3 separate regions of the Mus musculus genome follow, and all the other regions are linked to region 2. Evidence: chromatin loops called from intact Hi-C (ENCODE). Cell type or tissue: heart. All regions are shown on one strand.

Region 1 (8,000 bases), 59 kb before region 2:
GTACCTGAGCCTTTCCTGATACTCAAACAGGTTTTATTTGTCTAGTTTTAGACAAAAACATGTGGCAGGTGGGAGTTGGGTGGCACATGCCTTAATCCCAGCACTTGGGAGGCAGAGGCAGAGGTAGAGGCAGACGAATCTCTGACTTTGAGGCCAGCCCGGTACACAGAATGAGTTCCAGGACAGCCAGAGCTACACAGAGAAACCCTGCTACAAAAAAACCCAAACAAACAAACAGCCATGTAGCTCTATGTGGCTTCTAACTCACAACATTATGTAGTAAACCAGGCTGGCCTCAGACTTACAGAGATCACCCTGCCTCTGCTGCCTGACAACAGTCTTTTTGAAAAAGAGAAAGGGCATTTACTATTGGTGTATACACATGCACACGCGTGTCAGAGCACACAAGTGGAGGTCAGAAGACAGCCGTGTGGAGCCGCTTCTCTTGTTTCAAAACCTTTATGTGGGGCTGCAGAGCTGGCTCAGAGATTAAGAGCTAGCTGCTCTTCCAGAGGCCCTGAGTTCAATTCCCAGCAACCATGTGGTGGCTCACAACCATCTGTGATGGGATCTGATGCCCTGCTCTGGTGTGTCGGAGAAGAACCACAATGTGGTCACGGACATAGAATAAATAAATCTTAAAAACAAACAAATAAACCAACCTTTATGTGGGTTCTGGGACTGACCTCAGGCCTGTGGACTTGCATGCCAGGAAGCAAGTGCCTTTATCTACTGAGCCATCTCAGCAGCCCAATGTGAACAGCTTGTTGTTTTCCAGACTTCCATGACTCCTCTTCTAGATCCCCTTTTATATCAGATATTTATGTCTCTGACCCTGGGTCTTTCTCCTCTATCTATTGCCCTGCCCAGCCTGTACCCCAACACTGATTTATCTCATTCACTGCAGTGTACTGAGTAATCAGATTTCAAACAGTGTGACTCTGCTCACCCCATTATCATCCCCATGAGGGCAGGGCTCTCTGATGACTGTGTTCTTTGCGCCTACCAGGTTTTTGTTTTTTTAAATAATTTATTCTTGTTCTACATGCATTGGTATTTTGCCTATGTATGTCTGTGTGAGGGTGTCAGATCCCCTGGACCTGTAGTTACAGACAGTTGTGAGCTGTCATGTAGGGGCTGGAAACTGAACCCAAGTCCCCTGGAAGAGCAGTCAAGTGTGTTTAACCACTGAGCCATCTCTCCAGCCCATGCCTACCAGTTTTGGGGCATTATTAACTATGAATGGATAAACATCCATGAAGAGAATAAAAATCAAGACAGCCATCCTACGCTTGCTGGGCACTGAGCTCATGCCATACCTCACTACCCTCATGAATGTTAATCTGCCAGCATCTGCCTTTATCAGCAGGCGGAGCTAGCTCTGCTTGGACTGTCCACCCAGGTTAATGGCTTCAATATTAACTGTCAGTCCACTCTCAGAGGCTATCTGAATCCCCTCACCTTGCCATTTCCAATTTTGTACTGATTCTTTTGTTGTTTTTGCTGGTTTCTGTTGTTGTTATTATTTTGAGACAGGGCCTCAATACATAGCTTTGACTGGCTTGGAACTCACTATGTAGACCAGGATGGCACAGAACTCATAGAGATCCACCTGCCTCTGCCTCTGCCTCTGAGTGGGAGGACTGAAGGAATCTCCACCCCACCCAACCTGTACTGCCATTCTTATGCAGCTATAATTAAAACTCATGGTTCAAAGTGCTGCCTTAAACCAAACTAACAGTTCTCTACAACCCAGGCTGGTCTTGAACTTGTGATCTTCCTGCCTCAGCCTCCTGAGTAGCTGATGTTCCAGGCCTATGCCAACAGGCCAGGTCAAACTTCCAATTGTTGATAAATCTGACCATACCTTTCCCTCTCTGAGATACTGCCAAAGGTTTGCCATGTAGTCTTTTCCCTTTACCTCAGTAAGCAATAGCCTTGGTTTTTATCTCATCAATAACTTGTTAATTGTATTTGGGATCCAAGCTTCTGCTAAGAGGAATAAAATTCACAAGAACCCAACTAAACAAGATATCAGTGCCTAAGTGTCCTTGAAAATATCCTCAGTAACAGAACCTTGCTCAGGTATATGGAGCCAGAGCCAAAGGTACAAGCAACAACAATGATATAGTCTTTATTTAACTTCTCAGAATTTTTCTTCTTTTCCCTTTTAAACTTTTAAATTTTGTGGAGCTGAGGATGTAGCTGAGAGGTCTATCTCCTGCATCAAGAAAAAAAAGTGTGCCGGGCGTGGTGGCGCACACCTTTAATCCCAGCACTCGGGAGGCAGAGGCAGGCAGATTTCTGAGTTCGAGGCCAGCCTGGTCTACAAAGTGAGTTCCAGGACAGCCAGGGCTATACAGAGAAACCCTGTCTCGAAAAACAAACAAAACAAACAAACAAACAAACAAACAAAAAAGAAAAGAAAAGAAAAAAGAAAAGAAAGTGCATTAAAATATTGAATTTTGGGGGCTCCATTAACTTTGCATTCAGGCTAAAGCCTTCATTCGTTTAACCCATTCTCAGCACCGTTACTGTAAAAGGGTCTTACATATGTTGTTACAAGGGCAAGTTAGAGAGGTAATGAAGAAATGTAGTTCTTTTTTTTTTTTTTTTTTTTTTTTCGAGACAGGGTTTCTCTGTGTAGCCCTGGCTGTCCTGGAACTCACTTTGTAGACCAGGCTGGCCTCGAACTCAGAAATCCACCTGCCTCTGCCTCCCCAGTGCTGGGATTAAAGGCGTGCGCCACTACCGGCGTAGTTCTTTTTGGTGGCATGAAATCAAATGAAGAAAGAGTGCATTTTACTTAGCACTTAAAGGCTTTTTGAAACAAGGCATTACACAGCCCAGGCTGCCTTCAGTCCGATTCTATATAGCTGATAATGATCTTGGACTTCGTGATCCTCAGACCTCCACTTGAAGTTGCAAGCCTGTGTGTGCCACGGTGCCCAGTTTATGCTGTGCTTTGAGATTATATTTTGGCTTTAGTGCATGCTCGACATCTCCAGCCTACTACTTAGCAATTTTTAAGGAAGAATTAAAAAACAAACTGGTGAAAACTGGCTGTCTTTGAGGCTCAGGAACTCTTTGTTATAAATCCTACGCTAGAACTTCTTAGGCGTAGGTACATCTTCGATGACGATAATGATATGGCAAAGTAAAGTCTAGATTTCAAAATTTCTAGGACCTGCCCTGCCGGTTTAGGTGGGAAAAGACTTGGGCTATAAAATGTAGAGAAACTGGACCTGTTCCCTCTCGCTTTAAATCCAGGCCCAGTGCATAAACCCGGAAGCTCCGCAGGACCAGGTCCTTGCATCCCAAGTCTCTAACGTCAGTCAAGTCGGCAATATTTTTAGCCAACGACAATGAACCGTCTCCCGAACGTAACCTTTGTCCTGTTACCCTTTCGCTCCAATTTGTTTGGGTTCCAGTAAAATCAACAGCTTTCCTCTATTAGCCTCCTCACCCCGCCCGAGACCCTTGACACCCATTCCCTTCTGGTTTCCGGGGACACTGTGGTGAGAGGACCCCCCCCCCACACACACACACACCCACCGCCCTAGCCTGAAAGGAGGTGAGTCCCACAGCGCAGGCGCAATCCCGCCCCTCAAGGCCCTGGCCAATCGGTTGCGCGCGTCTCCAGGGCTCTTTTCCTCCCGGAAAGATCACGTGAACCTGGAGACGTGAGGTCCGGGAAGAGCCCCACTCCCTTTCCAGTGCCACTGCGGTCCCTTGACCTTTTACCTTGCTTTCCTTGGCGAGGAGCCGCTCGGGGACCTCCCCTGGCCCGCAGCAGGGGATTCGTCCGTCCGGCGGGCGGTACCAGCGTCGGGGATTGCAGCCGGTCACGTGAGGAGTGGCGGCGGGGACGGGGCGGGGACGGCTCGAGGGGGCGGGGCCGAGGGCTGTCTCGCTCCGCTCATAGGGCCTGGTCGGCGCCTGAGCTGCGGAGACAGGTTGTCATCGCTTTGGTGCCTGTCACTTCTGTCGCCACCTCCTCTGCCCCCAGCACTGGTCTCCGTCATGAATCCCGATCTGCGCAAGGAGCGGGCCGCCGCCACCTTCAATCCAGAGTTAATCACGCACATCTTGGATGGTAGTCCGGAGAACACCCGGCGCCGTCGAGAAATCGGTGAGCCTGGAGGGCCGGGCCTCTTATACCGAACCAGGCGAAAGACCCCCGTGAATGAGGATTTGGGGCCTCTGGAGTTGAGGGGAAGCGGGGACCCCTACTTCGATGGGCGTCCGGTGTCAGGATTAGGAGGGGAACGTCCTCTGTTCTAATCTGATGGGAGTCAGGGAGGGTGAGTACCTGTTTCTCTTGATGTCATTTAACCCTCTTTCAGAGAACTTGATTCTGAACGATCCAGACTTCCAACATGAGGACTATAACTTCCTCACTCGAAGCCAGCGTTACGAGGTGGCTGTTAAGAAGAGTGCCACCATGGTGAAGAAGATGAGGGAATTTGGCATCGCAGACCCTGAAGAAATCATGTGGTTTAAAAAGTAGGTGTATCTTAGCACATTAGTGTATGCCCAAACTACAGCTGCAGTCTGGGGAGGTCTTCTTACCGCGCATGTCGTTTAAAGGCTTAAATTGAATACTTCATGATTCAATTTTATGTGTGAAAAATAATATTACTTTTGCATCTAGATCTTTTAGTAGGATAGCATAGCATAGTTGTAAAAATGCTAATAATGAACGGTTGTGCCCAAAATTGTTTTTTTTTTTAATTTTAACAAACTTTAAGGGATGGTGAGGTGGCTACCTGGCCTAATCATCTAATTTCAATTTGTAGAAAGAGAGTCACCTCCCTTAGATTGTCCTCTGACCATTTGCTAGAGGTGGCTGTTGTACCCCCACACACAATAAGATGAAACTTTAATTTATAAAGTTCTTTTGAACTGGGCCACGGTGACCCATGCCTTTAATCTCAGCACTTCGGAGGAGGCAGAGGCAGAGGCAGGCTGATCTCTGATTTTGAGACCAGCCTGGTCTGCAGAGCTAGTTCCTGTTCGTCAGCCAGGGTTACATGGCGAAACTGTGGGAGAGGGTGGGCCAGAAGGCCGGGCAAACACTAGTGAAGCCCGCTGGGGGGATGGGGGAGACAGAGAGGCAAATAATAAAAAAGCTTTTTGTTCCAAACATCCCTATGAAAGTTCTTTAAGTGCAAAGTGAACCTTCACTTTGTAAGAAAGCTTCCCGATACCAAAGGTGTGGCGCAGTGGAACACAGATTGCCTAGTGTCTCAAGGCTGTGGGTTTGAGTCTCAGCACTGAAGACAAAACAGAGAGGGGGTGGCGAAATCCGCCTACTGATTTTCTGAGGAACTGTATTGCAAGACCAGACATTGAACTATTTTGGAACACTATCAGATTCTGTTTTTATGTAATGGGTAGTTTGAGTATAAAGTAATAGAAAGTGTGAGAGTCCGTGGAGAACCTGTCAGACCTCAGAATGAATCCGATATTCTCAGAACCACATTCTAAGAACGTCGCATTGTCGGATGGAATGCTGGCGTTTCCTACTGGCTGGCCGGTCGGGAAAACCCGCTTTAGTCTGCGGTTGAGGAAAGCCGCTTTTTCTCAGACGCTCATCTGTTGCACTTTGCTTTTCTGTTATACATAAGGGGGCTGGAGACATGGCTCAGTGGTTAAGAACACCGTCTGATCTTCAGGGGACCCAGGTTCAATTCCCAGCACCATCACAACTGATTGTAACTCCAGTTCCAGGTTATCTGACACCCCTACATAGGCGTACATACAGGCAAAACACCAATGCATATGGAATAAATAAGTCACTAAAAAGGACTTTTAAAAATTACATATAAAGGTCCCCCTTCCCCTTTAGCCTCAAAGTCATCCTCGCACAAGGTGTTTTGCTTGCGGTGGCTCTGCTGCTTCTCCTTTATTTCCTTTAAAACTTCTGTTGGGTTTTTACATAATAGAGGAACTCGTCAGCGTGTTCATTAATAAAGATAAAACTGGGAGGCTGGAGATACACCTCGACAGTATAGAGCCCTTACCTACCATGCACAGCTAACTAGGTTTAGTCCCCAGCATTTATAAATAAATAAATAAATAAATAAATAAATAGTAGCAGGGGTCAGTCATCTGTTAAGAGCACTGGCTGCTCTTCCCGAGGTCCTAAGTTCAATTCCTAGCAACCACATGGTGGCTCACAACCATCTGTAAAGTTGAGACCAGGAGAACACTCACTTTTGCCTAGCATGTTCCAGATCCTGGATGAAATCTGCGACACCTTAGCAACAACAACAAAATTTTGTTTCTGTTTTCTTTTGAAGTTTGGCTTTGTCTTTTGAGATAGGTTAATCTCTATGTCACTATGTAGTCCAGGCTGGCTCCAACCCCAAATATTCTTTCTGCCCCAGCCTCTTTATTGCTGGGGTTACAGATGTAAGCCACCCTAGCTGGCTTGAAAAGCTTAAATGTTATTAAGAATATGTTTTCAAGAACTAATATAAATATTACAAGTCCTGCCCTCATGTGGTAATGGTTACTTCTTTTTCCTTTGAGTTACAGATGCAATGCATTCAGAGTCTGGTTTTTTTTTTTTTTTTTTTAGATTTTTTGAGACAGGGTTTCTCTGTATAGCCCTGGCTGTCCTGGAACTCACTTTGTAGACCAGGCTGGCCTCGAACTCAGAAATCTGCCTGCCTCTGCCTCCCGAGTGCTGGGATTAAAGGCGTGTGCTACCATGGCCCGGCCAGAGTCTGTTTCTTAATTCACCCATTACTGTGACAATGAAATGGTTTGCTTTGCTCCTTAGGCCTTCCTCAGAACTCCAGTAGATCTTACTAATCAGAAATACTAGTTTACTTGTGCTTGTAATCTATGCACATGGGAGGTGGAGCCAGGTCAGAGTCATCCTTATGTATATCCAGTTTGAGGACTGTCCTAGCTACATTTATAGTTACTTATTCGTGGTTAGTTTTGGTAGCAAAGCAGAAGACTAGCCAACCTCCACATACTTGCTTTTGTTTCTAGAGCTTGTAATCTATGGGACTTGGGTAAGTCCGAGGGAAGTGTTAGCAAACGGACTGAGCTGGGTTCACAAACAGAAGCTGTTGAAATTCAATACCTTCTCAGGGCAACATGGAGGAGTGCTGTTGTTTGGTAGAGTGGATGATACAGCATATTTTATAACCTTTGTAACTGCACGACAAGCAGCCAGACTCAGGTGAGGTCACAGAGACCTAGAACAAAGTCCTTCCTGTGGACCATGCCTCATGGGAAACATGAAATACTAGCGATAAGTTTCAGTGCCCTTTGAAACAGGAAGTGTTCCCGGGATGTGACGGGAAGTCTGTTTAAGTTGAAGGAGCAGACTGGTGGTTAGTCTTGGTAGTGACTGCTGTCAAGTCTCTCCTGTTTCTCGAACCATTCTTCTTTCTTGCCCAGTATCTTTTTTTATTTATTTTTATTGTTTATTTACATGTACATGTGTGTGTGCCTGTATGTGTGCATGTGCCCAGGGATGGGGCAGTCCTTGGAGCTGGAGTTACAAGCTGCCTGATGAGGGCACTGGGGGTTGAACGCTGGTCCTCTGAGAGAACAATACATGTTCTTAACCAGTGAGCCATCTCTCCAGCCCCCTACCCCGTTTCCTGTCACTTGCTGGAGATGGCTTACTTTTCAACTAGTAATAAGCATTTAGGGGGAAAAAAAAAACCCTTACCATTCATTGTTAAGTACAGTGGGCATGCTCAATGAGGGCCGAGGACTAGAATTACTGAGGCAGGGGAATTTCCAGGAATTTAGGGCATTCACTGTTATCTTTGTTATGTGTTTATTACTAACCCCCCTCCCATCTGTTTGCTTTTGTTTTTTGAGACTGGGTTTTTCTGTGTAGCTCTGACTAGGTAGATCAGGCTGGCCACAAACTTGGAGATCTGCCTGGAAGGTGTGCATCACCACTGCCCAGCTGTGGCTGCGGCTGCGACTGCGGCTGCGGCTGCGGCTGCGGCTGCGGCTTCTTC
Region 2 (8,000 bases):
ACTTCTTGGAGAATGAACAGTTCTTCCTGGAGACTCTGAAGAAAGCACCCTATAATATGGCGTACCATTCTGCCTGAAAATGCCCCGTGCTTCCTCAGCGGGCATCTGGCCTGGAGTGCTCGCCCACTGCTGACCAGCTCCAATCTGTGAGAAAGGCTCCCAGCAAAGTACTGCACTGCTTGCCCAGAGCCTGATTACAACTTCTTGTATGGACAGGGTATCTGTGTGTTCTTCCCAGGCGCTCTGACCTGCAGCTTAGAGGCAGCAGGTGCCTCCCCAGGGAGCAGTGACAGTAAGACCATCTTAGCACCCATCATAGTAAGACCCCCGCTCATCACTGCCTTCCACGGCAGTCACTGGGGTCTTTATGCCTGGGCTACTTTAGAGGCAGGAACCTATTTCAGGACAGTAGGGTCATACACCATGAACAGCCTTTGCTTTCAATGAGAGGTCCTTCAAATGGGAATAGGGAGAAGAGCCTTCTAGCTGAGAGTGGGAGGCCTGGCCAGGGACAAGGATGGCACTGCTGAGGCACACCATGCCCAGATGGATTGATTCTGGGGCTTGAATATGTCCGGGCTTCACCCAGCCCTTCATCTCACCCTCGGGTAGCTCACACACAGCTCCATTACTCCCCAGTGACTCAGCATTACTCCCCAGTGACTCAGCATTACTCCCCAGTGACCAGCATTACTCCCCAGTGACCAGCTAACTCAGCAGCAGCACTGGTTTCTCCCGCCCCCTCCAGGTTCCCTCCAGAGGTGGGGTGGGGAGCTGTAGGAGTAGAGGGGTGTGTGGAGAAGCAGAGGAGGAAGGGAGATTGTGAGAGCTAGAGACTGCCTGAAGACTAGGAAGGAGCCCTGGGGCCAGGCTGCTGCTCCTCCCGTATGAAAAGTGCCAAGACCCTCTAGTAGGGTATCAGGAGACGGCCTCGGAAGGGAAATGATCCAGCAGACCCAGCACACAGAGAATCTGCTGTTCCTACACAGCAGCTTCCATTCAGGAGCACTTCCTCCCTTCCCAGCTGAGAGGGTGTGTCCACAGAAGCAGGGGGGAAGAGGAGGGGCACACCAGAGGGTCAGAGGGTAGGGCACCGCTGCTCTGCCCCTCAGAACCTCTCCTGGAGACACCTGAAACCTTGCTATCCGACCCATTAAACTGTTGTATTGTTTCGACTTCTGTTTTGGATTTGCATCAAACCTGGGGCTGTACCGGTGGAGGTAAATGTCTTTCCCTGAGTTGCCCCTGCCTCCATTCTGCTATGTTCCTATGTCAGTGCCCCCTGTAATGTGTCCTTAATGATTAGAAAACGATTGTCCTGGCCAGATGTGGTGGCTCTCATGTGTAATCTCGCACTCAGGAGTCTGAGGGAATGAGATTGCCAGAGTTCAAGACAAGTTTGAGCTACAGGAAGTTCCAAACCATCAACCTGGACTGCGGAATGAGAGGTGGCGCTCACCTTTAAACCCAGCACTTGGGAGGCAGAGGCAGGTGGATCTCTGAGTTTGAGGCCAGCCTGGTCAACACAGTGAGTTCTAGGACAGCCAGGGCTATGTAGAGAAAGCTTGCCTCAAAACAAAACAGAATACAATGTTTGCTTACTGCTCCTGTTATTTGCTGGAAAACAAACCACAGAACAGGCAGCCACCTCTGGAGAAAGCTGACCTATTGAAGTGGCCATCTTACACCCTTTTCTCTGGCACCTTCGGGACACCTGGAGAAGTTAATTTTCCATTCCTGTCTCAAGGGTGGAAAGAGAGCTTCAGGGATTGCAAAAACCCTGCACGGAGTGACAAGTAGCAGGGCCAGGGTTTGAGTTGTGCCCAGGCCAAGTCGCAGGCTCAACCACATCTCCTTGATGCCCCACAGGGGAGAATGTGATATACAAGGCAGGCATGGTACCCGCTGGGACTCAGTCCTCCTAACACATAAGCAGTCCCAAGTTAACCCTGAATGGAGAATCGTGGGTCGAAAGGATCAGCTGGCATTATGGGGCCACCTTGCATTTCTGCCATCTCCCAAAGGGAAAGGGGGTGACTTCCAGCACATGGGATGACAGGCAATGCAAAGAGACTCCCCAAAACCTTGGTCTTCCTGAGTAGTGAAGCGAGCTTAGGAAGAGTGTGAGCTTAGCTGGCTGTGCTAGTGACAGCAGTGATCCCAGCACTCGGGAGGCTGGCTGTGCTAGTGACAGGTGTGATCCAGCACTCGGGAGGCTGGCTGTGCTAGTGACAGCAGTGATCCAGCACTCGGAAGGCTAGCTGTGCTAGTGACGGGTGTGATCCCGCACTCAGGAGGCTGGCTGTGCTAGTGACAGGTGTTATCCCAGCACTCGGGAGGCTGGCTGTGCTAGTGACAGGTGTGATCCAGCACTCGGGAGGCAGGCTGTGCTAGTGACAGGTGTGATCCAGCACTCGGGAGGCTGGCTGTGCTAGTGACGGGTGTGATCCCGCACTCCGGAGGCTGGCTGTGCTAGTGACAGGTGTGATCCCAGCACTCGGGAGGCTGGCTGTGCTAGTGACAGGTGTGATCCAGCACTCGGGAGGCTGGCTGTGCTAGTGACAGCAGTGATCCAGCACTCGGGAGGCTAGCTGTGCTAGTGACGGGTGTGATCCCGCACTCAGGAGGCTGGCTGTGCTAGTGACAGGTGTGATCCCAGCACTCGGGAGGCTGGCTGTGCTAGTGACAGGTGTGATCCAGCACTCGGGAGGCTGGCTGTGCTAGTGACAGGTGTGATCCAGCACTCGGGAGGCTGGCTGTGCTAGTGACGGGTGTGATCCCGCACTCAGGAGGCTGGCTGTGCTAGTGACAGGTGTGATCCCAGCACTCCGGAGGCTGTAGGCTTGAGAATTAGGAGAGTCTGCGACACACTGAAAGATACTGTCTCATAAAAATATAAATAAAAGTGATGCTGGGCAGTGGTCATGTATGCCTTTAATCCCAGCACTCAGGCAACAGGGGCAGGCAAACCTCAGGATTCAAGGCCAGCCTGCTCTACAGAGTGAGTTCCAGGACAGCCAAGCTACACAGAGAACCCTGTCTCAAACACCAATTTGAGGCTGTGAGTAACAATCTAGATGAGAGGGGGCAAGAGTGAGTGTGTCAGAAGACTGCCTGCTGGGGAAGGAGCAGAGGGCAGAACTGCACCTGGTGGCATGAGGGGCACTGGAAGTGCTCCCAGGGACCTTGACATGTGTCAGGAAGATGTGAAGAAGAATTCAAATCTCTGACGTGAGGCAGTGTGGTATCACCACACGCCTGTAATCTCAGCATTTGGGAGGCCATGGTAAGAGGAAGAGGAGTGGACCAAGGCAGGGAAATCAGGAGAGGAGGGAGGGGAAACTGGGGTTTGGGATGTAATATACAAGAAAATAAAAATGACTGTCGTGAGTTCAAGGCTACAAAATAACTGCCAAGTAGGCAGGGGTATATAGCAAAAACCTAGCTCATTTAAAATTAATATTGTTAGAGCCATTGCTTCCAGGCTGGATATGTGTGAATCCTTGTTAGGTCTCTCAAACAGTTGAAATACAAACAAGATCCTCTCTTCAGAGCTTCCCAGACAGGGAGAATCAGAACGAAGAACAGGCTACCTAGCTGAGCAGTCTCCACCCACTCGTGGAGACACCATGACTCTTCAGCAGTACAAGGGCAGAGAGAGGAGCTGGAGAGACTCATATAAGAGGGTTCAGAAACAAAAGGATAAAACAGCAAGTGAGACCATATGAACACCCTGCAAGTGTTCAGTTCCCCTCACACTCAGCAAGAACCCTTCAGTACCCATCAACTCCTCAAGGCAAGGCTGTGGTGTCCTGACCTGTGAACTCCAACACTTGTCAGACAGCAGCTGCTCACTATTGGAGGAATTAGAAGTGATGGTGAGAGGCTTAGCTGCCTGGGTGCTGTGGAATTTAAGCTGTGGCCATTTCTGCTGGATATCGAGACCTCACTGCATTTCACTGTGAGTTCAAGGGTCAGACTTCTGTTAGCAAAAAAACTAGCAGTCATTGGCCTGGATTGGGGATGTCAGGACTTCCTTGAGAGAGCACTTCGGGGCCGGCAGGTCACAGAAGGAGAAGACAACAACAGCAGACACCTTGTGATCTGGGGAGAAGCTGAAGGAGTAGAGCTTTGCTATACTGGAAACTTGAGTTCCAGGGCAGAAGGGCTGAGGCTGGGTCAAAAAGCGGTAGAGAGCACTAGAACTGTGAATTGGAGATGATCAAGAGAGAACAGATGCACCAAGGTGCAAATCCTGCGAAGCGAGCACTATTATTACCTGTTTTATTCCCAAGTCTGACTCCAGAATCCTCCTCTATCAATCCCTGTGTCAGGGCCAGAGGAAGGTGAGTGAGATCCCTGGGGTCAAAACCCATAGTTGTTCTTGAAGCTGTACCTTTGTGCTGCCTCCTAGTGGCAGCTCTCAGCCCCGCGCGATCCAACAGGCATCTTCCGGGCCCGCACTATCAGACCTCTCTTAGACTTTGCGCCAATGGGAAGGTCCCAGGACTTTCAGCATTACGTCAGGAGCTTGAGACCGCGGGGCGGGGCGGGGCGGGGCGGGGGGCGGGGTCTCCCACGGGGCGGGGCTATGGAGGCGGAGCCTCCCGCCGGACGCGCAGGCTTCTCTCCGGCCACCTCTGTCTGGGTCCTACGGGCGTCTTTGGCGACCTGGGGGAAAGATGGCGGCGCCCTGGTGGCGTGCGGCGTTTTTCGGAATTGGGAGATGCCGGGGCTTCAGCACCTCGGGTGAGTGGTGTGAGGTCGTGGAGCTCTTGGGCCTCTGTAGCTCCGGTCGCGGTCCTAAGCCTGCGTGACGTCCCTGTCTGTGCCCGCAGCCTTCCTCAGCCGCCGGACACCCCCGCTCGGGCCCATGCCCAACGAGGACATCGACGTGAGCAACCTGGAGCGGCTGGAGAAGTACCGGAGCTTCGAGCGGTACCGCCGCCGGGCGGAGCAGGAGGCGCGCGCCCCGCACTGGTGGCGGACCTACCGGGAGCATTTCGTGAAGGAGACAGGTGCGGGAGCGACGTATTCTCCCCCAGTTTGGTCCCCGTGGGCCCCCGGAACGAGAAGGACCTGCGTGCCCCTCAGACGTGTAGTTCTGAATTTAAGCAAACGTCCAAGTGATATACGCATAGCTTAATCTGTCTGTAAAACTGAGACTCAGCCGGATGGTGGAGGCCCACGCACTTAATCGCAGCGTTTAGGAGGCAGAGGAAAACGGAGCTCTTGACTTAGGGGCTAGCCTAATCTACACCGTGAGTTTCAAGACAGTCAGAGCACACGGAAAAACCCTGTCTTGGGGATGGAGGTGGTAGTATGGGGTAGTAAAGATGCATTGTTTGAAAACGAAAGAAAATGAAGACAAAGCAAAAAACAGAAAAAATTAACAAAAAAGGAAAAGAAAACAAAACAAAAAGATGCATTATTTGGCTTTTTGGTTTTTGTTGTTTGAGATAGGGTCTTATTAGCCCAGGGTGGCCTTGAACTCACTGTGTAACGAGGATGATGGAGGACTGCCTTGTTCCGCCTCCCAGTTAACTGAGAGTGCAGCTGGGAACCACCAAGGCCTGGCTAGAGATTAGGGCCTCACTATATAGACCAGGCTGGCCTCAACCCACAAATCCACCTGCCTCTCTCTGCCTCCCAAGTTTTGGAATTAAAAGCATTTGCCACCAGCTGGTGCCCCATCTCCTTAAATCTGCCTAAAACTATTACTAACTCTACCCAAGACTTAAGTGTGCAGCCTGGTCTACAAAGTGAATTTCAGGACAGCCAGGGCTAAACAGAGAAACCCTGTCTCGAAAAAACAAAAAAAAAAACAAAACAAAAAAAAAGACTTAGGTGTGTGTTGTGTTCATAACCACCTTTGAATCATGTTTTTCTTTCCTTGTTTTTCTTTCTTTCTTTCTTTGTTGTTGTTTTAAGACAGGGTTTCTCTGTGTAGCCCTGCCTGTCCTGGAACTCATACAGACCACGCTGCCCTTGAACTCAGAGATCTGCCCACCTCTGCATCCTGGGTGCTGGGATTAAAAGTGTGTGCCATCACTGCCCAGTGTTATAATTATTTAATCTCAGTCAGGGGTTTCTACTCACCTTTGATCATTCAACTCCTAGATACAAGTCACAAAGCCTTAAAGCACTAGAGCTGGGCACATATCTACTCAATACTGTTATGTCTACTTCTCTGCCAGTAACCCCGAGATATGACACTTCCTCCAGCTGGACTGCCCTCATGGCCAGTTTTCATGGTCCCTAACCCCATGGCATCTTCTGTGTCCACTTTCTCTCTCTCCCTCCCTCTTAGTCCCCACCTCAGACACCCAGCCTGGGAACCAAAATCCCACCTAGCTCCCTTCTGCTCAGCTGTAGGCATCGTTATTCACCAATCAGGGATAACTTTGGGGGCAAGGTTACATAGCATCACTTGTGTCTAGGGTCTACCTGAGAATCCCTTCTCCCTGGGGGCAACCAGAGCCAGTATTTAGCATTGCAATACACAGCAACAGACCAAACCTCCATAGCCCAGCTACCTTTGAGTCATTTGAAAGGTGATTCTGATAACCAGTTAGGAAACCCATCTGCCTCAGTTTCCCACGCTGGGACCCAGTCTGGGGTCCAGATGCCAGAGTTTTACTTTATATCTCATTTGCTGTATGGCTGAGCCCTGTTCAGTTCCGGGAAGCAGACTGCATAGGTCAGCTTAGTGGGTCAAGTGTTTCATCCTTTCCTGGAGTATCAGGGGGACAGAACTAGATAAAGTCAGGCTGCTCAACAATGATGTTTGATTTGGGGCCGGGGTGTTGGTCCAGTGAGGAAAAGTGTCTGCTGTACTCACCCCACCCTCAGAGCGTGAAGACCCGAGTGAGGCTCTCCCACATCCACACAGAAGCCAGGCACAGTGTCTGCTTCAAACCCCAGTGCTAGGGGTTGTGGTTCCCAGTTCCGTTTCAACACTGGAGTTGTGAACTCTGCTCAGGCAGACAAGATGGGAGGTGTTAGGTTACCAACGTAGCCTAAGTTCCCCAACCTGGGTGAGAAATGAGGCAGGCTGAGGAAATGCATGCAGGGCCTGTGATGAGCTGGGGGGGAGGGTGTCCTGCTTAGCTGAGGGGTGAGTGTCCTGGAGCGCTGCAGGGCCTTCTGTGGGAGACTTAGGTGGGGCATCTCCATATGACTAAGGCTTCTTGATGAGAGAGACAGTCCTTGCTTGTCCATACTGTTCATTGGTGGTGACAGTGGATGCATACAACTTACTCAGGGTAGACCAGAGACTAAACAGGAAGGAATGTCCAGGAAGGTTCATTGGCTAAATCCTTGGGGCCAGCCCATCCAGATTATCATGGAGAACTGTTCCGTGCTGTGTGACTAGTGGTCACCATCCCCATGTGAGGTGTCGTGGTCACGTACTCAAGGAACCAGGTCAGGAGCAGATGAAACGCCTGCGGTCTCAGATATGAGAACACCGGGGCTCCTAAATCCATACAACATTCCCAGTTTTTGTCTGTGACACGCTTCCACTTGTCCCACAAGGGGTGGCCTAACACGCAGATCTTTGGAGCACACTGGCCAGCCGGTCTAAAAAATCAAGTTACAGCTTCAATGAGAGACCCTGTCTCAGGGGAAAAAGCTAACACTGAGGGCCAGCCATGGTGGCACACACACAATATTTTTTAATATTTATGTATTTATTTTATGTATGAGTCCACTGTTGCTCTCTTCAGACACACCAGAAGAGGGCATCGAATCCCATTATAGATGGTTGTGAGCCACCATGTGGTTGCTGGGAATTGAACTCAGGACCTCTGGAAGAGCAGTCAGTGCTCTTAACTGCTGAGCCATCTCTCCAGCTCCCATACACACACACACCTTTAATCCCAGCACTTGGGATGCAGAAGCAGGCAGAACTCTGAGTTCGAGGCCAGCCTGGTCTACAGAGTGAGTTCCAGGACAGCCAGGGCTACCTTGATTGGGGTGTTGGGGGTCAGTGTGGAATG
Region 3 (8,000 bases), 150 kb before region 2:
TCTGGGTTGTTTGAATACCTTTTCTTCTGTCCATCCTCAAGGGTGTCTGGTGGCCCTGGCAGAGCCTGCTGGCAGAGGCGTTAAGGGGCATGCTCGATGTTGGGTGGGCGGGCGGGCGAGCGAGGGTGGGCACGGGCGGGCGGGGCAGGTGGAGGGCCGCTGCTGTTCTCTCTCACTCACTCCCTAGGTCTTCCTCTCTCCTCTCTGTGTGGCTCTGGTGACAGGGACGATCCGTAAGGCTCAGAACCTTCTGAAACAGTATTCCCAGCATGGTCTAGATGGGAAAAAGGGGGGCTCTAACCTCATTCCTCTGGAAGGTAATCACCCTGTGCTCCCCCCTCTTCCACTGTGTGTCTGTCGCTCACTCATCAGGCAGGGCAGAGCCTCCCCCAGGAGGGCCGTGGGACAGATCCTACGGGGCTGGGTGGGAGTGGCAGACACCCCTGATACCCCTCAGGCCTCAGCAGGCCCGAGGACAAGTTTCATGTCCCTGGTCTGATCCTGCCTGGCTCTGCCCTTCCTAAGGCTCCTTCTCCCTGTCCCTGTCCTTGTGTCCTGTGTCAACTCAGAGAACACTGTCGTGGGGCAGCCCTTTCACGCCCAGATCAGCAGGGCAGGACCAAGTTGGCCAGGGCCTTCTGGCTCCTTGCCTCTGTAGAAAGAGTACTTCAGGTAGCCAAGGGGACAGGCTGCCTGAGGAACGAGTCCCTCCTCTCCTGTCAAGAGAGGGACAGCCAGATCTGCTGACTGGTGGACCCAGCCCCTTACAAAGAAGGCTGTCCTCACTCCCTCAGCAGTGACACTTTCACTCTGTCACCCTGGGGCCATGCACCTTCTCCTGGTCTCCCTTGGTCAGGAAACACACAGGCAGGCATGGTCCTGAGACTCCCTGAGAATCAGGCTTGAAACGGCTGTTCCCAGTGAGCTTTGAGGTGGTGGAGGGGCTCAGAGCCCTCCTCAGTGCCCCCTCCCTAACCCCACTTCACGCTCCGCTCCTGGAGATTAAGGGCTTCTTCCCCGGACCCAAGGGGCAGCTGCCTGGCCCCTGGATAAATGCTGCTTGTGTTTGTGCGGCCAACGTCTTGCTAGGTCACGAGCATGATTTCCGAGTTAAGCACCTGTCGGAGGCCCTGAACGACAAGCGCGGGCCACTGGCTGGTGAGTACCGTAGCCCAGCCCCAGGCGAGCCAGACACTGCCTTCGAAGCAGTTCCCAGGATGACCTGCTCTACTCTAAGGATGAGCCTGGCCTGTGGCCTCGCTCCCTCTGCAGGCTCCTTTGGGCCCAGGTCTCCTTGCCTCTTGTGAGCTGGGAACACATGCTTGGCTCCTGGGGCCTGGCCAGAGCAGCAGCTGCAGCTTGAGCTTGCAGGCAGGCAGGAGGGCAGGTGGCTCCTCCGAGGTCAAGGAACCTGGATCTCCCACTTCTTGGAGCCTGTCCATGCCACATAAAACCAGACTGTTCTGTCCTGGCATGCTTGCATCTCCTCCTGGGGCAGCTCGACACAGAGACACTGAGAACCACTTATGTCTTCTCAGATTGTTCTCTTTTGTTGAGGTAGCCTCACTGTGTACTCCAAGCTGGCCTTGAACTCTGTAGTCACACTGTAGCCCAGCCAGTTGAGTGCTGGGATCATAGTTGTACGTCTCACTTGGCCAGCTCATTCTTCTAGAATCAGCTGTCCTTTACACACACGCCAGCCGGCCTCATAGGCCATCGCCCACACTCCCTTACACTTACAGGGCTTGATGAAGTTGGCAATGACCTTCATAGGAACCCCCACCCCCCAGCGGAGGACCACAGTGACTCCCTTCTTAAAATGGACACTGCCACCTGCCTATCCTAGACTGCCCTCTTTCAAGCCATTCAGAATCCTCACACCGGGTCAGACAACCTCATCCAGGAAGTCAGTTTAGGAACTTTCCTCCCTTGGCGCTTTCTCCCACCACCTCTAGTGTTTGATCTGGGGACATAAATGCTGCCTGTGCTGAGCTGAAAACGGTGCCAGGACACGGTTTGGACTCAGCACCTGATCTCCCAGGTCTGCCAGCACAGCTCTTACGGCTTCCCATCATCGTAGGCCTCCTCTTCCCTGTGCTGCTGTCTGGGCTCAGCCCAGGAGCTGGGGAGACTCGTACCCCAGTAGGGTGAGTGGTTCCTCCCAGAACAGCCACTCAGGGTCACTGCTGTCCCCCTAGGGAGAGACGACATGCTGGACGTGGAGACGGACGCCTACATTCACTGCGTCAGTGCCTTCGTCAAGCTGGCGCAGAGTGAATACCGGCTGCTGATGGAGATCATCCCTGAGCATCACCAGAAGAAAACCTTTGACTCCTTGATACAGGTCTACCCCTCCCTCCCGCCACGCTGCTCTGAGCACTGCCCCATGTAGCTGTTACTGCAGGGTCTAGAGGGTGGGGCAGCCTGTTGTCGCCCTAAGCCCTCAACTCTACTTGGTGTGGTTCCCTCCCCGATCCTTCACAGCATTCTGGCTTTCCTTCATGCCCCGCAAAGTGGCCCACTGTCCCTAGGAACCAACTCCGTCCCTGTCCCTCTTCTAGGATGCCCTGGACGGGCTGATGCTTGAAGGGGAGAACATCGTGTCTGCTGCCAGGAAAGCCATCATCCGCCATGACTTCTCCACAGTGCTCACCGTCTTCCCCATCCTGCGGCACCTCAAGCAGACCAAGCCCGAGTTTGACCAGGTGCTCCAGGTGTGTGAGCCGGGAGGTCTGTTAGACACACACAGATAGACACACACAGATAGACACACACAGATAGACACACACACACACACACAGCGTCCCTTTACTCCCTTCTGGGAAACCATTCCGTGCTCACCCACAGCTCTTATGAGTGGCTCCCAAGGGGCTTTGGACAAGTCAAGATGCTCCCAAGGTAACAGAAGAGCTGTGGTTAATCTCCACCTGCTGAAGTCGGTCTCTGCTGAGGGTTGGGAAGGACCTAGAAGGAGTTACACTCGGGGCTTGCTGGAGAGGGCAGTGCTCCGCACTTCTGATGACTGTGTCAGCCATGTCCTTCCTCAGGGCACAGCAGCCAGCACCAAGAACAAGCTGCCCGGCCTCATCACCTCCATGGAGACCATTGGGGCCAAAGCTCTAGAAGACTTTGCTGATAACATCAAGGTGCCCGAAATCCCTTTCCCTTCACCAGCCCAGCTTGCTCCCTGAGCTCTGGGGACTCCTCAGAGAGCAGACCTTCAGGAGAGCCAGGTTTGCTCTCAGAATGGTGCCTGCAGTGCCGATTTCCTGGGGAGACCCTTAGAGCGCTTTGGTTTCTTCCCATGTGCCAGTAGATGGCGCCATGAGCAGGCTGATTAGGGCTCAGAGTGAACCAAGAAACAACTGGTCAGAGCCCTTTCCAGGAACCAGAGGCTGTTTTGTTTGTTTTCCTACAGAATGATCCAGACAAGGAATACAACATGCCTAAAGACGGCACTGTTCATGAGCTCACAAGCAATGTAGGTGTTACTCAGTCTGCTGGACTCTGCCTGGGGTGGGGGTGGGGGACCGGGAGCACTATGGACTTTGTAGGAATGAACATGAGGAGGGAGAGCTGGCTTTGTCAGCGTATGGGCAAGCCCCCCAGCTCAGGCTCTGGGGGATACAGCAACAGTGGGGACTCTGCCAGCCCAGGGCTCCTGGCCTCCATGAGCAGGCATTGGTGACGAAGGGCTAGCTTCTCAGGCGGGTCCAGGGACAACACCTGAAATTGCCAGTTGTTCTTGTCACTGTGCAGACCCCTGCTACAAGATTTCCCCTGTTGGCCGGAAAGGGTACGTGTGGGAAGCAATGGCTGCCCTGACCCTCCTGTGTGTTTCTCCACCAGGCCATCCTGTTCCTACAGCAGCTTCTGGACTTCCAGGAGACAGCAGGTGCCATGCTGGCCTCCCAAGGTACACCACACTGAGCTGCTGTCCCCTCCTGCCTAGGGACATGGACTTAGGCCCCTAGGAGGCACTGACTTGCTCTGGGTGAGGGCAGGGTGTGGTGAGAGGTCTCCAGCCTGGGGTGGGGGGACTCTAAGCCCCATGAACTTTGTGGGGATGAACATGAGGAGGGAGGGCCGGGTTTGTTAGAGTTCTTATGAGCCCTAACCCTGCACTTGCTCCTTTGGCTGTCGGTGCTCGCCCCGCCCTGCCCCGCCTCCATACTTCTCTGCTTGTCCCGTGCTGTCTGCCTACTGTCACTCTATCTCCTCACTGCCCCTTGGTGAGGCTGGAAACTGTGGGGTTGGCGCATAAATAAGAGTGCTCTTCTGGGTCATTCCAAGCACTGAGGTCCCCGGCCCCGCCCACCCGCCCCTCTGCTTTTATTTTGGGGACAAGAAGCCAAGAGCTGCCAGCTGTCCTGGGCTGCACTTTGCCGGGTTTCAGGTCTTGAGGTAGTTCAGCTTGGTGTGCACTGCCGTCCCTGTCTGGCTGCTCTGCTCTGGGGAGGGTCTGCTTGGCTTGGGGTGGCCCGGCCATTTCTAACCTGTTTTTTGCACTTTGCATCTTTCCCCTCCTCTATTTCCCTCCTCCCTCTCTGTGTGCACTGCCTGTCACTCCGTAGTTCTTGGGGACACATACAATATTCCTTTAGACCCCCGAGGTAAGCGGTGCGACTCCCCAGCCCCATCCTCCCCTCCAAAACCCGGTGGGTGAGGTTCCCAGGGGACCAGCCCTCAGGACCCACTGGGGCGGGGCAGAGGGGCAGAGGGACTGAGTTCCTTAAGGATGCCCTCACCTCCCCTGGCTCCCTTCATTGCTACCTTCTGCCTCTGAGCCTATCCAGGCTGTACCCTGATGGGTCCAGCGCCCTAGGAACAACCCCTGATTAGCCCAGCCCCGCCCCTCTGCCTTCTGTTCCATATCAGCAGGTTCCTGTGCTGGGGGTGGCAGTGTAGCAGGGGTTTGTGAGGAGAAGGTGGAAAGACTGACTGGGTGACCCTATCCAGAGACCTTGCTGTTGGCAAGATACTCTCCATCATGTATGGAAACCAGGTTGGGAAGGAGTTAGTACCCGGCACCTCTCCTAACTGCCTACCTGCTATCACGGGCTGGTTCCTTAACCCGTTACTGTAGAGGGCAGCCCGACCGGGATGCAGAAAGAGTCTAAAAGCATTGCTCCCTGAGGCTCCGCAGGTGCCCATCTATCTCTGCTTGAGCTCTCACTTGAGTCCTGCCTGTCCCATGAGGCCCAGGGACTGTCCCGAGATTTCCTCCTCTGCCCCTGGGGTGTGGTAAGGGCCATCGAGGGTCTTGGCCATTGCCACCATAGTAACGGTACACCTTCTCTCAGAAACCAGCTCTTCGGCCACCAGCTACAGCTCCGAGTTCAGCAAGCGGCTGCTGAGCACCTACATCTGTGAGTCCCCTGTCCCCCGACCCCCGGCCAGCTCCCTCCCTTGTCTCCGTGCTGTCCATCTCTTCCTGGTCCCTTCCTGGCTAGTTCCGGTTCAGGAGCCAGGGCTTTGAGAAGAGCTTCAGAGGCCTGGTAGTCAGAAGAACAAGCAACAGTTGTCAGGAACTGGTTAGCCGTCCCTGGAAGTCCGGGGTCGCAGGATATTTGATCACACTGTGAACCCCTAGATTGTGTTATTTACTGGAAAACCCTGTTTCTAATTGTGGTCTGGCTCAGTGCTTAGTACACACCTTTAATCCTAAACAATGAGAGTAAAGTTAGTTTGTAGAAGGAAGCACCCATGTTTGAAAGTGATGTCTAATTGAGTGGCAGACAAAGTGACAAATCAGACAAAGATTTGACAGAAAAGGATATGCCCAACTCTCACGAGAAGAGAAAGGAAGAGGAGGCTACTTAAGAGAGAGAATCGTAGACAGAAAGAAGGAAGAGGCAGTTTTACCAGGACAGTGATAGAGAGAGAATAAGCCAGACACAGGTAAAGATAGACGGAGCCAGAGAATGAGAAGGAGCCTGAAGATTAGAACAGATTGCTAGAGTTGGTTGAGGCCAAGCAGGGCAATTCAGGAGAAGCCCAGAGAAGCCAGATTGAGTCAGTCAGCTCGGAGTAGAGTTTGAGCCAGGAGAGCTGAGTTGAGTGGCCAACCAGAGCTCAGAGAGAACTAAGAAGGGTGAGATTACTCAGCGGTAAGTCTCAGAGACGGAAAACATTTTAAGCTTAGATTAGATTGTATGGAGGCTAGAAGCTTCCAGACCTAGGCCCAGGTTAGCAGACAGGGGCAGTGAGCCTCTGAGATGACAATTACATGGAGCTGAATAAAAGATACTTTTACAGTCAGGTCATTTGGATCAGACACTTTTGGTGGATGTAGCCCCATCTTTCTGTACAGGCAAAGTCTTGGGTAACCTGCAGCTGAACTTACTAAGCAAGTCCAAGGTGTACGAGGATCCAGCGCTGAGCGCCATCTTCCTACACAACAACTACAATTACATCCTCAAGTCCCTGGAGAAGTAAGTGACCTTGGCTCCGCTGGGCACTCGTGCCAGCCGCTGCCCTCCAGGGCTGGATGCACCCTACAGTCTCCTAGGACTGGGTGTTCAGTTTCTCTCTTTGTTCTGCACCTACTTTAGAGCTCAGGAAGGCTTGGCACAGGAGGCCTCCTTTCTGGTGCTATTGCAAGGCCAAAGATGGCCAGGCCCCTCTTTCTTTCTCTTCTGCCTTCCCCCCAGGTCTGAGCTGATCCAGCTGGTGGCTGTAACCCAGAAGACTGCCGAGCGCTCCTACCGGGAGCACATCGAGCAGCAGATCCAGACCTACCAGCGCAGGTAAGCGGCCAGCAGCATCCTGAGGCCATGCCCTTCCTTCTCAGCCCCCCATAGAGTGAGGCCCCCAGCGAAGGCCTGACATTCCAGGTGGTAACCCTGTTCCCATCTGTTGTTGCTCTCCTTGGAGTTTGTTTTTAGAGTAGGGCTCAAAGCCAGAGCCTTCTAGAGGCTGAGTATAGTGTGTGCCATCGAGTTGAGCCCCTAACATTTTTCTTTTCTCTAATTCATGGGTGAGGAGAGAGAAGCTCTGTCCAGCCCCACCCCCCACCCCAGCCTCCCTTTGGGAGCTGCTCCCGAGGGACCACAGAGCCTCTGCAGAGAGCTGTGCCAAGTGTCCTGGCTAAGATAGCTGAAGAGCGAGCTGTCAGAGATGTGAACAGTGTTTAGCCCTGGAGAACAGTAGGGTCATGAGAGCCCTTGAGCTTGGAAAGGTTCTGGCTACTTCTCTGGTCCTCTAGTGCCCCCGGCCTGTTTCTTTCTGAGCGCCTCCCGCTTCCTTCCTGTTTATCTGGCCTCTTTCCCCATCTGTTTCTCTATCTTAATTTGCCACAATATTGATGTGAGCTGCGGTCGACAGCATTTGTTCAGTGTATTGAGCGCCTTCTGCTTCCTGTTCTTAATTGTCACAGCGAGCAGCTTAAACACTGCCTGTTCCCAAGGAGAGCATCTCTGCTGTTTTGCTTACTCTTGACCCAGATAATCCCTGCTGCCCCCACGTTCGTTTATTCGTTCGTTCGTTCGTTCGTTCGTTCGTTCGTTCGTTCGTTCGGTAGATTGAGAGCTTTGAAAAGCAAAGCAAGCAGACTTTAGGAAAGACGCAGTTGTCTGAAGCTGCCCCTCTCTGTCCTCTCCCCCTGTTGTCTGGCAGCTGGCTAAAGGTGACTGACTACATCGCAGAGAAGAACCTACCTGTGTTCCAGCCTGGAGTCAAGGTAAAGGCCAGGCTTGTTCCAGGAATGGGTATCAAGCAGATGGGATACTTGTATCTTAGGAAAGACAGACAAGCACCTCTCTGCAACAGAGATGTTCGAGGCCATGAGGACAGCAGGAGAGGGCGGGGCACAGTGCTTGGGGCAGGAGAGGGCAGAGTAGCTCTGCTCTGAGCAAAGCTTTCTCTGCTGCCTTCTTCTCCCCTCTGGATCTCCAGCTCCGGGACAAAGAGCGGCAGATGATTAAGGAACGTTTCAAGGTGAGTCAGGTCCTCCCTGCATGGATGGTGGCCGCAGCGATGGCAACAGAGGCACAAAGCTT

Evidence for each region. Peaks named below come from ENCODE experiments on the same cell type or tissue, not always from the same donor. Only the 100,000 strongest peaks of a DNase experiment are listed, where the experiment ranks them.
Region 1: it touches region 2 in a loop (4-fold over the local background); 7 of 42 quality-filtered maps call a loop at or near these places.
Region 3: it touches region 2 in a loop (2.5-fold over the local background); 4 of 42 quality-filtered maps call a loop at or near these places.

The regions. Positions count from the first base shown.
Region 1 is chr11:116,194,728-116,202,727 of GRCm38, reverse strand. Acox1 (acyl-Coenzyme A oxidase 1, palmitoyl) reads left to right here and starts at 3,683. Exons shown (of 14, transcript NM_015729.3): 1 at 3,683-4,132; 2 at 4,347-4,506. The coding sequence starts at 4,024. Ten1 (TEN1 telomerase capping complex subunit) reads right to left here and starts at 3,873. Exons shown (of 4, transcript NM_027107.1): 1 at 3,745-3,873. In heart, a CTCF peak has its summit at 7,344; a DNase peak (open chromatin) is centred at 3,707; H3K4me3 peaks cover 2,383 bases; H3K27ac peaks cover 2,532 bases.
Region 2 is chr11:116,135,460-116,143,459 of GRCm38, reverse strand. It overlaps Mrpl38 (mitochondrial ribosomal protein L38), which reads left to right and starts at 4,592. Exons shown (of 9, transcript NM_024177.3): 1 at 4,592-4,749; 2 at 4,839-5,018. The coding sequence starts at 4,683. Fbf1 (Fas (TNFRSF6) binding factor 1) reads left to right here. Exons shown (of 31, transcript NM_172571.3): 31 at 1-1,175. The coding sequence ends at 77. In heart, a CTCF peak has its summit at 4,410 (motif pointing left); a DNase peak (open chromatin) is centred at 4,529; H3K4me3 peaks cover 1,622 bases; H3K27ac peaks cover 3,345 bases.
Region 3 is chr11:116,289,888-116,297,887 of GRCm38, reverse strand. It overlaps Exoc7 (exocyst complex component 7), which reads left to right. Exons shown (of 20, transcript NM_016857.4): 7 at 225-317; 8 at 2,199-2,344; 9 at 2,562-2,714; 10 at 3,048-3,146; 11 at 3,419-3,481; 12 at 3,850-3,916; 13 at 4,575-4,613; 14 at 5,304-5,369; 15 at 6,314-6,434; 16 at 6,654-6,749; 17 at 7,618-7,681; 18 at 7,897-7,938. Among named protein-coding and RNA genes, the nearest start is that of Exoc7, 13 kb to the left of the region's middle. In heart, a CTCF peak has its summit at 3,305 (motif pointing right); no DNase peak of the experiment used is centred here; H3K27ac peaks cover 1,029 bases.